Linked DNA regions of Homo sapiens: all the other regions are linked to region 2. Evidence: chromatin contacts called from ENCODE Hi-C or POLR2A ChIA-PET data. All regions are on one chromosome and are shown on one strand. Each heading gives the region's core, a stretch centred on a gene start or an enhancer-like site at or near the end of the contact. The rest is flanking DNA. Distances are from core to core; before and after follow the strand shown.

The links. Hi-C counts contacts between places; a loop is a spot of excess contacts on that map. ChIA-PET counts read pairs that join two places held with the same protein, here RNA polymerase II (POLR2A). Pooled maps may share reads with other maps.
Region 1: a loop to region 2 is called in a map of OCI-LY7, with 4 times the contacts of the local background. The contact joins the enhancer-like site here to the promoter of BLNK in region 2. A Hi-C loop is called at or near these places in 1 of 168 maps with a recorded cell type or tissue (OCI-LY7), 1 of 37 single-sample maps with no recorded cell type and 1 of 50 pooled maps.
Region 3: a loop to region 2 is called in a map of GM12878, with 3 times the contacts of the local background. The contact joins the enhancer-like site here to the promoter of BLNK in region 2. A Hi-C loop is called at or near these places in 1 of 168 maps with a recorded cell type or tissue (GM12878), 17 of 37 single-sample maps with no recorded cell type and 4 of 50 pooled maps. POLR2A ChIA-PET finds 5 or more read pairs at or near these places in 1 of 52 experiments (GM12878).

What each region holds. Positions count from the first base shown.
Region 1 is chr10:96,670,460-96,675,424 of GRCh38, reverse strand. All of the region lies in intron 2 of PIK3AP1 (phosphoinositide-3-kinase adaptor protein 1), which reads left to right. Among named protein-coding and RNA genes, the nearest start is that of PIK3AP1, 48 kb to the left of the region's middle. RefSeq lists enhancers at 1,404-1,473, 1,604-1,673. Within about 2 kb of position 2,404, at least 27 of the 41 ENCODE cell types and tissues checked have a DNase peak (open chromatin) inside an H3K27ac peak, as active enhancers do; they include OCI-LY7, where a contact is called at or near this core.
Region 2 is chr10:96,270,276-96,274,797 of GRCh38, reverse strand. It overlaps BLNK (B cell linker), which reads left to right and starts at 3,229. Exons shown (of 17, transcript NM_013314.4): 1 at 3,229-3,446. The coding sequence starts at 3,400. RefSeq lists enhancers at 1,349-1,408, 1,539-1,588, 2,075-2,174, 4,284-4,333, 4,364-4,483.
Region 3 is chr10:95,781,056-95,785,955 of GRCh38, reverse strand. The region is part of intron 1 of ENTPD1 (ectonucleoside triphosphate diphosphohydrolase 1); the gene reads right to left. It overlaps ENTPD1-AS1 (ENTPD1 antisense RNA 1), which reads left to right. Exons shown (of 6, transcript NR_038444.1): 5 at 711-930. Among named protein-coding and RNA genes, the nearest start is that of ENTPD1, 27 kb to the right of the region's middle. RefSeq lists a silencer at 417-496. Within about 2 kb of position 2,080, at least 3 of the 41 ENCODE cell types and tissues checked have a DNase peak (open chromatin) inside an H3K27ac peak, as active enhancers do; they include GM12878, where a contact is called at or near this core.

The DNA.
Region 1 (4,965 bases), core at 1,155-3,654, 400 kb before region 2:
AGGGATACTAGGCCCATTTCCGGAAGACGCAAGATTTGCCAGTGGCCAACTTCTGTTTGAAGACTCCGTGACAGATTTGCACAACTTTCCTTAGCCTGCTCAGTGGTCTAGGACGCTTCCACCCAACCTTCCTTCCCCCTCTTATTCATTTGGGCTCAGACAGCTACAAGGTTTTCCCACCCTCCCTCCCCATTTTCCTTCCCAGGCACTTTCCCTGACAAAATCCTTATATGGCCGGGTGCAGTGGCTCACACCTGTAATCCTAGCGCTTTGGGTGGCTGAGGCAGGCAGATCACCTGAGGTCAGGGGTTCAAGGCCAGCCTGGTCAACATGGTGAAAACCCATCTCTGCTAAAAATACAACAATTAGCTGGGCGTGGTGACACATGCCTGTAATCCCATCTACTCAGGAGGCTGTGGCAGGAGAATTGCTTGAACCCAGGAGGTGGAGGTTGCAGTGAACCGTGATTGCAGAACTGCATTCCAGCCTGGGCGACAGAGTGAGACTCCGTCTCAAAAAACAAAACAAAACAAAACACCTTGTATGTTTAATCTCATTTTAGCTTTTGTTTCTCGGAAGACTGGGACTAACACAGTGTACCATGCAGAATTTTCAGCGAAGCTTGGTTCACGCTGGTATCATAAATTAGAGGGTTAAACAGTTTCCTGTTTCTCTCCAGATTCCACACTAAAAGCCTCCAGGCACAAAGCCTTACAGTGGTCCTCCCTGAGGTGTTGCTTTCCCTGCTAGTAACTTAGGTGGTTGGTCTTATCTCATTCATCGATTCATCCATTCATGCAAGAAGTATTTATTGATTTCTCACTATATTCTAAGCCCTGGGGATACAAAGATGAATGAATGTCAGGAAATCTGTTCTCAGAGAAATCACAGTCTAGTAGAAGAAAAATTTGGTCAACAGATAAACAACACTAATTGATTTAACTTTGTCTTGCACTTTTCAGTTTTCAAAGGGCTTCTGCATGTTGATCACTTAATTCCAATAAGCCTGTGCAACAAACCAGGCAGGCATAAATAAATCCATCTTAAAGGAGAGGAAATTGAAGCTTAGAAATATCAAGATTACCCAGGAAGTGGCAGAGATGGGACTTGAATCCAGGTCTTCTGTGGCTTAGCTGAATGTGCTTTTCCAGAATCTGTTAGTAATTGCGTTTGTGCTGCTAGGAAATACTGTAGAATATCTTTAGAGTCTTGGCCTTAATAGCCCTGATTTTAATATTGGACCACTAAGGCCAGCAACTCCTGGGTTAAAGGAGTTTTAATTTTGGCCTATATTTATGCAGAATTTGGAATGCCATCTTGTTTCATATTTCTTTAAGCCCTTCGCCAAGAAGCATCACACCCCCACCTCCACCCAGCCTTGACCAAGCCACAAAGCCAGATGCAGCCTTTCACGGTGAGGGATGAGAACAGAAAGTTACCCTTCCTGAAAGTGGAAAGTGAAACTGACCAGCCAGTTCCATCCTTTCAGCTGGTCGGAATGCGAAGGGTCAGCCTAAGTGGGGGAAAGTAAACACCGTTTCAGCCTTTCCTGGGACTTTGACCATTGAGTGGGAGACAGACAAAAGGGAAGAAATTTTACTCTCAATTTCTTCAGCTTAGTTATTGTCAAGAGTTGCCTTCAGCCTCTCAGTTCTTGACTTAGTGAAAATAAATCACATTTATGTGGCCTGCCCCAGACAAAGCCCATTTGTCCGTCCTCACACCAGTAAATCCAGACATCAGTGTCTGTCTAGATAAGAACTGATTCCTGAACCAGGAAACCAAGAAGAGCCTGTGAAAAGGTGAGTTATTAATGGCCTCATGACAAGCCTGCGTTGTGCCATTTGGACGAAATTTACATAGGGAGAGGAAGCACATTTATAAGTGTCTGAAAGAGATGAAGAAAGAGGAAGCCTTTCGGGGGGGGCTGTGGTAGCTCCTGCTTTGTTAGCAACACTGGGGTTTCCTGAACGAGGAAACAGGGGCCTGCAGGCCTCCAGACCTGGGTGCCTAGAGGGGAGCACTTTCTCACAGGTGTGGAGATGGGATACAGGTTGGATAGTGCTCCCTAAGGATCCTGATAAACCCCGCCAAGGAAGCTTACCTGTGCTCTTCTGGTTGCCTGTGCATGGTAGATGCAGCCCGAGACGCTGAATCCAGGATAGAGGTGGGTTTTTGTGCAGCCCATTTACCATGGTGGGGAAGTAGATTTTCCTCCAACCCTTCCCAGGTTTATATCCCAGAGACTGGTTGAGGGAATGTCAGTCTGTGGCTGAGATGCAGCTCACCTAGCAGAATCTTTTCCCCTTTTGGGTCATGTTTTCTGAGAGTGGCTGTTCCTTCTGTTCTTCTGCTAACCAGATCTGGAGTTGGGAGCTTTGAATTCTGCATGTGGTTCTACCATTAAACCAGAAGCTTATGAACTAGGGCCGGTCAGTTCATGGCCCATGCCTCTATTTTTCCATCTGCAAAATGGAGATAGTCATCTCTGTCACATGTGCCTGGAGACACTGAAAGGAGCAAAGGAGAACAAATCAAAAAGTTCAGAGGCACTGGGCGCTGAGACAACTCCAGCTGACCCTTGGCTTCTTGGTTGAGGATAGAGCAGCTCTATTTGGGAAAGCTTCCTGAAGGTTGAACTTGGAAGAAAGTTAGAGGGCCCCAGCCCCAGCTGGGAGAGGACTGGGAGAGCCGCAGGCAGGTTTTATCATTGGTGGACAAGAGTGGGCACCACGGTGCTTTCATTGGTTGTCATGGCAGCCTCAGATGTTTTGCTATTTTTGCTCAAGCTGAAGAGCAGGTAGGGTGGGTTGGGGAGGGGAAGGGAAAAGCTATAGGCCTTTGCTTTAAAAAAAGCAGCAACAAGAAATGAACACTTTGAATAGCTCATTTAGAGCTAATAGTTCATTTATTTAAGGGAGTGGGGAGTGCTGGATAAAAGTCTTAGAGGCCTAAGGTCATCTTTCCTCCTGTCCTGCTCCCTTGATCTTGAACCTCAAGTACATTGAGGAGGGCCAGGTGAATTACCTGATGAATGAAGGAAATACTGTTCCTTGTCTGTGTGAGCTAGAAAAGATTTGGGCTGATGTCAGTAGATCCTTGACCCAGAACCCTCCACCCAGCGCTGCAAATTCACCGATGTGCAGTGAAATCAGGCAGCCTTAGGAGTCTGCGTCTGGCACAGAACACTGGGATGGCAAAACGATTGCATATGATGAGTGAGCCCACCTGCATTCCAAAGTTACCAGCTCCAACCACCTCTGGAAGCCAGCATGGGAGTGTGGAAGAAGTGGATTCATTCCTCCTTCTTCGTTTCTACAACTTTCTCTTTGTTTCCAGGGAGACAGTGTGACCACCATGACTGTATTTTTTTTTCTTTGTTTTTTGAGACAGGGTGTCACTTTGTTTCCCAGGCTGGAGTGCAGTGGCACAATCATGGGCCACTGCAGCTTTGATCTCCTTGGGCTCAGGTGAGCCTCCCACTTCAACCTCCCAAGTAGCTGGGACTACAGGCGTGCACCATGCCTGACTAAATTTTGTATTTTTTGTAGAGACAGAGTTTTGCCATGTTGCCCAGGCTGGTCTCGAACTCCTGGCCTCAAGTGATCTGCTTGCCTTGGCCTCCCAAAGTGCTGAGATTACAGGTGTGAGTAATCATGCCTGGCCATGACTGTATTTAAAGTCTGAATTAGGAAAGTATCTGTAGGACTCTGCCTTATCTTTTTGGCATCATGAGGATGATGATGATGATGACGACGGTGATGAGAACAATGATTGATGTCACTTTAATTAACTCACACTAACACTTCTAAATAATTGTCACCTCCTCCCTCCCCTGACTTCAGTGTCAGTAAGACATCTGGTGGGTAAGAACTTGGCATTCCACTGACCCTCTTACCATCAGTATGATGACTGTATGTGACTTTGGGGGTAGCTGGTGACTTGTGGGTTGGGTATACCTGTCACTCTCTGTTGGGAGCTTTGTAAGTGAAAGGGGTTAGTTGGACGGGAAATTCACTACCCAATGACCAAGGTGGGTGAGCAAAGAAGAAAGACCCATGGTGATGACTAAAATGAAAAAGCAGTCTTGATGTTTGCCAGGAAGGTGGGGGAAGGTGAGGGTTATTGAAACTTAAGGTTTGAGTCCCACCATTGCAAGCCTCTCACCTCCAACCCTGTGAACCCACAAATATTTTCAGTAGAGCAAAGGCTCCTTCACTGGGGTCCACACACTGGGAATCTGGACACAAGGCCAGGTCTGAGGTTTCCTTTTGTGCTTTCTAAGGACATGACAATAGCTGTGATGCTGAATTTCTGAGGAAATAGCCAGTGTAAACAAGATAAATGCAGTGTAAACAAGAGACATGTTTATAGCCTACTTCAGAATCATTTTCTAAGCATACTGTAAACCATGCTTGTGGTACCTTTTCAGACATTGGTTAATTATAGCAACTTATTTGTTCTTGAAAGCAGATAGGGCAGGATGTTGACTTGGTAACACTTTGTTAGCCACTCGTTTGTGTTATTTTATGCATCTGGAGGCAGCGCTTGCTCGGGGTGGGATGGGTGGTCAGGCACTCGTGTTCTCAGTTATGACCAGACTTTACAAAAGAGCTGATACATTCTGCCTGAATGTCTGGAATTATTTCAAAAACAAGCAAAGACAGTTTTCAACTTAAGAAAAATAAACTGCATTTTCAATCTGTATTTTACAGAATTTCCTTTTCTCCTGAATACATTTTGCTGACAGGTCTCCAATATACACCCTGCATGGGAATCAGGGTCCTCTCAGACACCCAAACTCCCTTCCCCTCTCACACAGCCCTTCCCCCATATAGAAGGTGTTTCTTGTGGCCCAGACACATCATTTGCGCTCATGCCTTTGTGCCTTTAATCATGCTTTTCCTCTGCCAGAAAAGTCCTCCCAGCTCTCCTGTGTGGTCTCTCCAGTACCAGTGAGGACAG
Region 2 (4,522 bases), core at 1,980-4,479:
AAAATACAAAACTTAGCCAGACATGGTGGCATGCAACTCTATTCCCAGCTACAGGGGGGCTGAGACAGGAGAATTGCTTGAACCTGGGAGGCGGAGGTTGCAGTGAGCCAAGATCGCACCATTGCACTCCAGCCTGAGCAACAGAGTGCGACTCCATCTTAAAAAAAAAAAAGAAGAAGAAGAAAAGAAAAGAAATGGTGCTTCAGTGAAAATTCTAGCACATGCTTTGATATACAGAGTTAGGAGTGCTCCGCAATATCTGTGATCCATGCTGGGTCATAGGTATGCATGCCATCAAATTTATTGGAAAATACCAAACTGTTTCCAAACCATTGCACCTTATACTTTTAGCAACAGTGTATAGGCACTCCAAATTTTCTTTAAGGTTGGGATTGTCAATTTCTCATCTGTGAATCTAGTGATTCATTAATTTCCATGTCCACTGTGCTATGTAGACCGACCTTAAAGGCTTATCATGGTATATCGTTCTGTGTGCGCTGTGGAACCACGTTGTGTGGTTTCATTCCTTTTATAAGTTACCAACTAAGGCTTGGTATCATCAGTTTCCATCTTTGCATTAACCTTTTTGGTAATCCAGTTATGGGGCCTGTCATTTGTATTTTGACTTTCATTTATGGTGCATTTGTCACATAAAAGTTTAAATTTATATGTATCTAGATTTACCACTGTTTTTCCTTTTTGTGTTTTGCTTAAAAAGGTTTTCCCCGGCCAGGTGTGGTGGCTCACATCTGTAATCCCAGCACTTTGGGAGGCCGAGGCGGGCGGATCACGAGGTCAGGAGATCGAGACCATCCTGGCTAACACGGTGAAACCTTGTCTCTACTAAAAAATACAAAAAATTAGCCAGGCATGGTGGCGGGTGCCTGTAGTCCCAGCTACTCAGGAAGCTGAGGCAGGAGAATGGTGTGAACTCAGGAGGCGGAGCTTGCAGTGAGTCAAGATCGTGCCACTGCACTCCAGCCTGGGTGACAGCAAGACTCCGTCTCAAAAAAAAAAAAAAAAAAAAAAAAAAAAAACAGGTTTTCCCCACTTCAAAATTAGAGTCAAATAATTTAAAATTTTCATTTAGTCATGGAGCAACTTAGAAGCCAAAGCAGTTGTGGCAGGCCTGGAACATTAGGCTGTCACACTGTATTTCACATGGGGTAAAATGTCCAGTCTGGAAACACAGTCTCTCATTTTCATCATGTTAGACTAAATACAGTAAAAAGAAGAAAGACCAGTGGCTGTAAAAAGAAAAAGCAGAAGTGTAACCTTTGCCTCTGGTCTTTTTCTCTGGGGAAATATGAAGTTGTCAGCCAGGTGTTGAGCAAAGTTGTTGGTGGAGAGAAAAGTCAAGTGACTTATGGGGTGCATTTTACAATAATTCAGAAAGAACGAGCTGACTATTATCATTTCATTCAGTGAAGCCTGAATTTCCTGATCTTTGATGACATTGTATGTGCCTTTACCATCCTAGTCTACTTGTTTCTTTCAGTTAGGAACTATGGGAGAGGAGGAGGCAGGGTCTAGAGCTCCTTCAGGATGCACTGCAAGAAAATTGAGCAGCCAGATTGGGGAAAATGAATGATGGCAGGAGACAAGCACTTGCATTTTTCTCATGCAACATTGTCTGCTCTCTTGCTGGCCTGGCCAAGTCAGTGTCCTGGCCAAGCAGAAGGGCCCCACCCTTCAACAGCTCTGAAGATTCTGCTCCTAAACATCTGGTCAAACCAGAAATTCATAGGCAGTGATGAATGTGAATAATCAAGGTTACCTGGAAAAAGACAGAACATCCATTTGTGCAAAGAAGAGGCACAGGAGGGAAGAAATCCATCCACGGTTTCCACCTCTACCACTGCCGCTGTTCCTTCTCCCCCTCCTCCTCTGTCTCCTCCTCCTCCGCTTCTTCTTCCTCCTCCTCCTCCGCTTCTTCCTCCTCCTCCTCCTCCTCTTCCTCCACCTCCTTCTCCTCTTCTGTCTTCTCCTCTTTCCCCACTGTCTTCAGCCAGATCTTGGGTCTGCAACAGGAGAGGTAACTGAGAGCTCTTTACTTTGTCCTGCTGTGTATTCTGACCCAGGAGAAGACTGGTTCCCTTGATAAATGTTGGAAACGTGTACTTTATTCCACAAGGGTGAGCAGGGCATTCTCAATGGCTGCAGAAAAGTGTGTCCAGGTACAAAAGGTCACTTCCCTCCCATTTTCTTCCTCCTTGACCCTGGACTGCGGGCTGCTCTTTAAACAACAGGTAAATCAGCATTTTTCAGATTAGGCAGAAGGAAATATAAAGTCTTCCAGGAGGGAAGTAGAGTTCTCTGAATAGGTTCAGCCCCTACAGGTATGGCTCCCTCCTCCCAGCCTCACCCCACCTGTCTGACCTTGAGATGGCCTCGTGTCTGGCGTGTCACTGGGTGTGATGAGCAAGTGGTGGACAGGACAGAAAGAGGCAAATGCAAGGAGGGGAATGGCATTCTGCTTTTAGGACTTCAGAATGGCCTGATGTAGGAATTGCATTGTTGTGAAACTGTTAGATTTGTTCTCATCTGACTTTTGGGTACATCCTGGTTTGTTTGAAAGCATCTGGCTATCGGCGAGGTAACTCCTGACTCTATCAGGCAATAAGGAGGCTGCACATCTGACGATAGAGTTCATCTCCCCTTTCCTGAGTCATCCATCCCTACCCCCAGATGAACAGAGAATTGCCCATCCCATTTTAAATAGAGCTCCAGAAAAAGAGATACTCTAATTCTCTGAGTAAACTGTTACCACCATGCCACTGACAACCTGATATTTATTTTTAAACGTATTGCCCGCATCGGGGGGTAGGAAAAAGCACAAAAATGCCATTTTTATATAATGGTTCTATAAGTAGAAAAAGCTTATCCATAACTTTATGCAAATAAGCAGAAAGTCTCCAAGAGAGGTTCAGATGGACTTGATTACTCTGCTTTTCCTTGAGCCCAGGAAGTTCCCAGTTATAGCATGCACCTGCTGGAAACAGACTATATGTGTTTGGGACAAACAGGAAGTAGTGACCAGCCAGAAACTTGTCCTAACCTGGTTACAAATCTGATTGTAAAAGAAAGCAGCTGGAAAGAAATTTGCCTGCCCAATAGGTTTCATTATTAAAGTTTACACAAAGTGGAGTAATCACCAAGCTGGCTGGCTATCCAGATCACATGATTATGTAGAAACATGAAACTTGACTATGTGCTCGGGCAAGTTTTACTTCTCCCTAGAGCAGGGGTGTTTGCCAGCAGCCTGCACTCTCAGAAATCAGACTTGAGTGGCCGGAACCCTTGAGACCAGAGGCTTACCATGCTGCTCCCTAGGAGGGCCAGGAACTGCTGACGTGACCACTGGACAGTTATTCGTGTCTCTTACAATTACCAAACAGAATGGACAAGCTTAATAAAATAACCGTCCCCGCCAGTCAGAAGTTGAGGTAAGATTTTCCCCACCCAATACCCTTCTTCATCTCCTTTTTTTCCCCCCAGTGCTCTTATGGCATCTCAGAAATACTGAAATCCTGGAATGCTTTGCTAGTTTCCAGTGGGTGGCACTTACTATAGGGAAGTGGACTGAGCTTTTAGGGAAAGCATTGGGTGGCACTTGCTATAGGGAAGTGAACTGAGTTCTTAAAGAAATGTGTAGGAACAAGAGAGACTTGCTTTAGCTGCCTCTTACAATAAAGTGTAAAGCTCTGGAAAGATAATAAAACAAATGCCAAGGGCTTAGATTCTACTGAAGGTCAACTTTTAGAATCTGAATGCAACCAACTTTTCTAAGGAAGGGTTTCTCTAAACTGAGTCCTCACCCATTTTATTGCAGGTTACTATTTAATTTTAAGGATAGCTGTAATCATTTGTTATTCATTGTTTTATTGTCTCATTTATTTTGTGGGTGTATATGACAAGTGTGTTTGGGGGGATTAGATCTGTCTTTCCAATGCCCTCATGTCAATGTAACAATATCCATAACAAGCCTCTCAAAAAGAATAAACCAGAAGCGGCCCCATGGGCGTGAGTCAAGGAGCTATGGAAAAGACAACTTCCCCAAATTTTGCTTTTGAAGGTCTTCTTTTTGTCTCATTGTAATGGCATCATGGCTTTCAGAGACTGGAACTTTTAAAGTTCTGGGAGTGCAGTTTTTTTTTCACATTTTTTAACAGTTTTTTTTTTTTATTATACTTTTAAGTTCTGGGGTACATGTGCAGAAGGTGCAGGTTTGTTACATAGGTATACACATCCCATGGTGGTTTGCTGCACCCATCGACCTGTCATCTACATTAGGTATTTCTCCTAATTCTCTCCCTCCCCTAGTCCCCCACCTTGACAGGCCCCGGTGTGTGATGTTCCCCTCTGTTCAGGGAGTGTTTTCTATTCTGACTACATATTAGAACTTAGCCAAATGTTCAGGGGGTGATGTGACACATGTAGCAGACAAGTAATCACAGATAACAATGAGCCAGAGAATTGAAGCTTTTGAGACAATATTTAAGAGAAAGTCTGGATTGGCAGA
Region 3 (4,900 bases), core at 831-3,330, 490 kb after region 2:
ACGCTTGCCATCCTCACAATCATCCTCTTCCCCATTTGTTATGTTCTTACTGGGTAGCAGGCACTGTGCTAAGCACTTTATACTCATTGTTCATCAAATTATCACAACACCATAGATATCATTAGCCTATTTTGCACTTGAGAAAACTGGGGTCCAAAAGTTTGATAACATATTCGTGGTCACACAAATGGTAAGCACAGAGCTGGAATTTGAGGACAAGCCTGTCTGACTCCAGGGATTCTAAGCTCTTAATTATTAGGAGACATTGACACTCATTTAACTCTTCTCTTTTCTTTTATTTCCCCCACCTATCCACCTCCCAACTTCCTTCAGCCAAATGAGGCCAGTTTACATAGCCACCTTCTGAGAAAAGTTACCACAGATGGTTTCTGCTTCATAAGTTGCTGGGTTGGTTTTGTGGCCAACCTTGTGTCCTGAGACCTTATGATCTTGGCCACAACAGATTGTTCCAACAACTGCTGCTTAAGCCAAAGTCAACTATAGGCTGGACTTGCATTATCTCATTTAATCCTCATAACAAAGCTTTAAATTAAGTACTAATACCAACTGCATTTTACAAGCGGGAAAACTGACATTCAGATAAGTTAACTTACCTGCCTAAGGTGGGACAGCTAGTAAGAAGCAGAACTATGATTGGAAGGTAGGTTTATCTGAATGCTTGAACACTGTTCTACCTCCCATTTTTTCAGAGATCAATAGAGTTGGCCTGGAACAAGAGATGCCCTTGAATGCAAGTTGTAACAACTGAGAGAAATTGCCCAGACACTGCAACGGGAGTTGCCAACAAAGTAACAGAGTCAGAGAAGAGCTGAGTCTTGGGAATGAAAAAGTGATGAGGGGATGACTTCCACAGTGGGTATCCGGTCATTTGGGCTGCTGCTCTGCCCTCATCAAAGTGATTTCCACTCTGTGAGTCTCTGATATGCAGCTATAGAACCTGTTGCCTGTTTCCTAATTTATCCATGTGGGCCTGTCACCCTCATCACCTCAGGTAACAAAGTCCAGTCCTTATTACTTTGTGCCTCACACATACACTCCCTTAGGCCTAAACTCCCTGCAACGCCACTCCTGCCAAACCCCCATGATTGTCCTGGCCTGATGGAGTGAAGTAATGAGAGACTTGAAGCTTTGTAGACCTGAATGCTCATATCTTGCCACTACCCCAGCCTCCAGCTTTACTTCCTCCTCCAATGGGTAGCTCTCTCTCCTCCTTCCTCATTGTCTGCCAGCCTGAGGGAAAAGAGTACTGAGGCCGATAGGTGTTTTCCAAAAGGCTCTGGGTGCACTGGATGTACACCAGATGTTTCCTGCGACAACAGCAAGACAAAGGCAGTGGGCATGCAGAAAGCCATATAGCAATTGGTCTCTGGAACTGCTACTTCCTGGGTCCACAAGGTCTTGGGGTGACTAGGAAACACAGCCTGAGTTTTTCTCCCCAGGCCTTCACACTCTACAGTTAGCCCCATTCTCTACACAAGACAATGGAGCTCATAGGAGTCCCCATGTCTCTGAGCTTGGCTAGGGCAAACAGTTAGAGAGTGGCTGCTGGTGAGAGACAGTGCTGAAAATGCTGGCAGCAAGCCATATAAGACATTTTTAGTGGCCCCATAATGTCTATATACTCTAAGGAACTTGTATTTGTGAGCAGCTGGTGCTACATCATTAGATGTCATATGTGACAGGCTGTTCCAAGAAAGATCCAGGATACAAGAAGCTGGATTTCCTGACTTCAGTGTCCCTGGGTTTTTAATGCCTACCCTATCTTATGGGTAATTTGGCAAATGGTCAAATTGCTACACTGATCTTTTCTACAATCAAAAAAAAAAAAAAAAGAACAAGCAAAGCACCTGATTATACAAAGCATCTTACTACATTCCTCCTGCAGGAAGGCAGGATATAGTAATCGAAAGAGACAAAAGAAAAAAAATGACTAGGAACCTATATTTTTGCATAGATTTTCTACCCGCTTTCACCCCCACCTCTTCCCAGGCCACCTGCTATTCTAGTTCTTGGTCACCAATTTTGCCTCATCTTAAAATTTGTTCCTCTTTCCCATAATCAGTAGTAACTAGAAGCTGAGTTCCCCAGGCAACCATAAATACTTGTTATTCTTTTTGCCACGTGACTTGCCCTAAAAATAAATTCAAATATTTTTCCTACCATCAAAATGCCAGGAAGAATTGGATACTGTCTTGAAGAAGTGGACACTGTTTTTTTTTTTTTTATGCCTACCTGTGAAATAGAGCAGGCCTAATGCTACTTAGCCAAAATTTTTAGGAATCCTAAGAAAGTCCTAACACAGAAGGTAATATAAAAACCTGGGTGTTATCCTATCTTGAAAATGGGACAAGCAAAGAAGGGGTTGGGAAAAGAGAATTAGAACAAGCTGATACACACATGCTCACACAACCCAGACCAGTATAATTTGTTTTTCTTTTTAGAAAGAGAGTAGCAAAGAAAAGAGTGCGTGTTTGCTCTGAAGTTTAGTCAAGATTTTGCCACTTTCTTTGAAATGCCCCCTTGATGTGCCAGCCAAGGACCCTTAGAGACCTCCATTTGAAGCTGAAAGTACTTGAAGCCAATTAATGAAAAAGATTTGCTTTCCAGTCTCATGTGACTCTGGGGTGGATGACCTTTTGGAAATCATGGACAAAGTCTCCATTTAGAGCTCCTACAGAGTGATGACCCCACTATACAAATCACTGTGAATTAGGGAGCTTCCAAATTAAACAAGATTCAGCAAATAGAACAGCGACAATGGTAACAATGCTACTCATAAAACTACATTTAGATGCTCTCAAAAACAGTTTACAAAATTCATTTTTGTCCACTCTCTTTTTTGATCCTCAAAGAAACTCCCTAGGAGACAACGGATACATACACTACACACACACACACAAACACACACACACACCGCTTCCATTTTATAGGTGTGCAAAAGCTGAAGCTAAAGAGCAAAGCAACTTGCCCAACCTGTATGTTGCTGAGTGTAAAATTCAACCAAGCCTTCTACTTCTAGCTCAGTATCTTTTTAACCCAGACATTCTCCTCCCATGCCTCCATCCCATTATCCCCAAGAATCCTGAAACCAGTAGTTATCCAGATGACCAGGAGCTGAAAACGCAGCCTTAGAACTTTTAGAGAATCAATTCAAAAATAGATAAAAGAATAGAAAAACTGTTGGGGTTGGGGGAACAACAGGAAGAGCTGAGATGAACTAATGCAGGATGAAATCAATAAGGCAAGGGGGAAAATTCTCTCTTCCTTTTTCCTTCACATCTTCCCTGTTCATCACCACCTAGCCTAGGCGCCAGGACTTCCTCAAATTGCCCTAACTCTTTTGCCCAATACTGGGTTGTTTTTACCAGGTTCACGTGATAGGCTCTGAAAATATTTTAGCTAAACCTTCTGATTAGCCAGGAGCATGTTTCCAATTTTTTCTTGGAACTACTAGCCCCAGTCATATTCATTTTTACTACCTCCTTTGACACATGTTCCTTATATGACATAGTCTCTGCATCCTTCCTCATTCTGGACATACCTACCCAGTTTGACAATGTCTCACTTCAGATGTGATACAAAAAAGGAAATATACTACCCATAAAGTGATTTTCAGTTCTTCACTCAATAAATCAACCAAAAAGTAAATAAATATATACTGAATCACAGGAAACATTTTAGAATGATAGAATGCTCTATATCTTAATAGGGCAATTTAAAAATTGTTGTTGTAGGGGTAAACAAGGTGGTGAAAGTCAAGCACTTAACACAGAGCCTGGCACATTAGTCCTTTATAGATCACTGCAAACCAATGCCTTCATGGCACTCTATCTGCATGCAGTATTATCTTCAGCTCAGAGCAGTGTATTTTGGAAGTGGCATTAACAAACTGGAGGCAGAAATTCTAAAGAAGAGAAAGGAGTTTCTACTCACAGAACTCTCATCAATAATTTGTCCCTTTCTGTTCACCCTTATCCAGCTCTGCCCTGCCTTGGTGAAGGCATAACAGGCTTGTTTCCTGAGGCTCTGTCTCACCTAATTCCTGGAATATATTATGGACATTTTTGCTTTAGTGGGAGAGCACCTGAAAACCCACCATCAATCCCATGCCTGGGGTCAAGTGTCCTGGAAGGAATTTAACATCACCTATGGGAGAATCTGGGCAAACCTCCTTGGCTAAATCCATTTCAGAGTATATAACACAGTCGTGAACTTTGGTCTGGCTACCAAGGTCCTGGCCCTCTTTTCGTTTCCACCCTTAAGACTACAACCTGACATAAACTGTTGACCAAATTAGTAGGAGACTGGCTCCCTATGCTGATTTTATTTTTATTTTTTTATTTTTAATTTTTATGGGTACACAGTAGGTATCTATATTTATGGGGTACTTGAGATATTTTGTTACAGGCATGCAATGCGTAATAATCACATCAGGATAAATGAGGTATCCATCACCTCAAGCATTTATCTTTTGTGTTACAATCCAATTATACTCTTTTAGTTATTTTTAAATGTTCAATTAAATTATTATTGTCTATAGTCACCCTATTGCAAACCAAGGCAATAGGTTTGATAGCACCCTGTTGCGCTATCAAATACTAGGTCTTATTCATTCTTTCTAACTATTTTTTGTACTCACTACCCATCCCTTTTTCCATTCTACCCAGCCCCCACTACCCTTCCCAGCCTCTAGTAACCATCCTTCTACTCTCTCTCAGTTCAATTATTTTAATTTTTAGCTCCCACAAATCAGTGAGAACAAGTGAAGTTTGTCTTTCTGTGCCTGACTTATTTCACTTAACATAATGACTTCCAGTTCTATCCATGTTATTGCAAATAACAGGATTTTATTATGTTTATGGCTGAATAGCAGTCCATT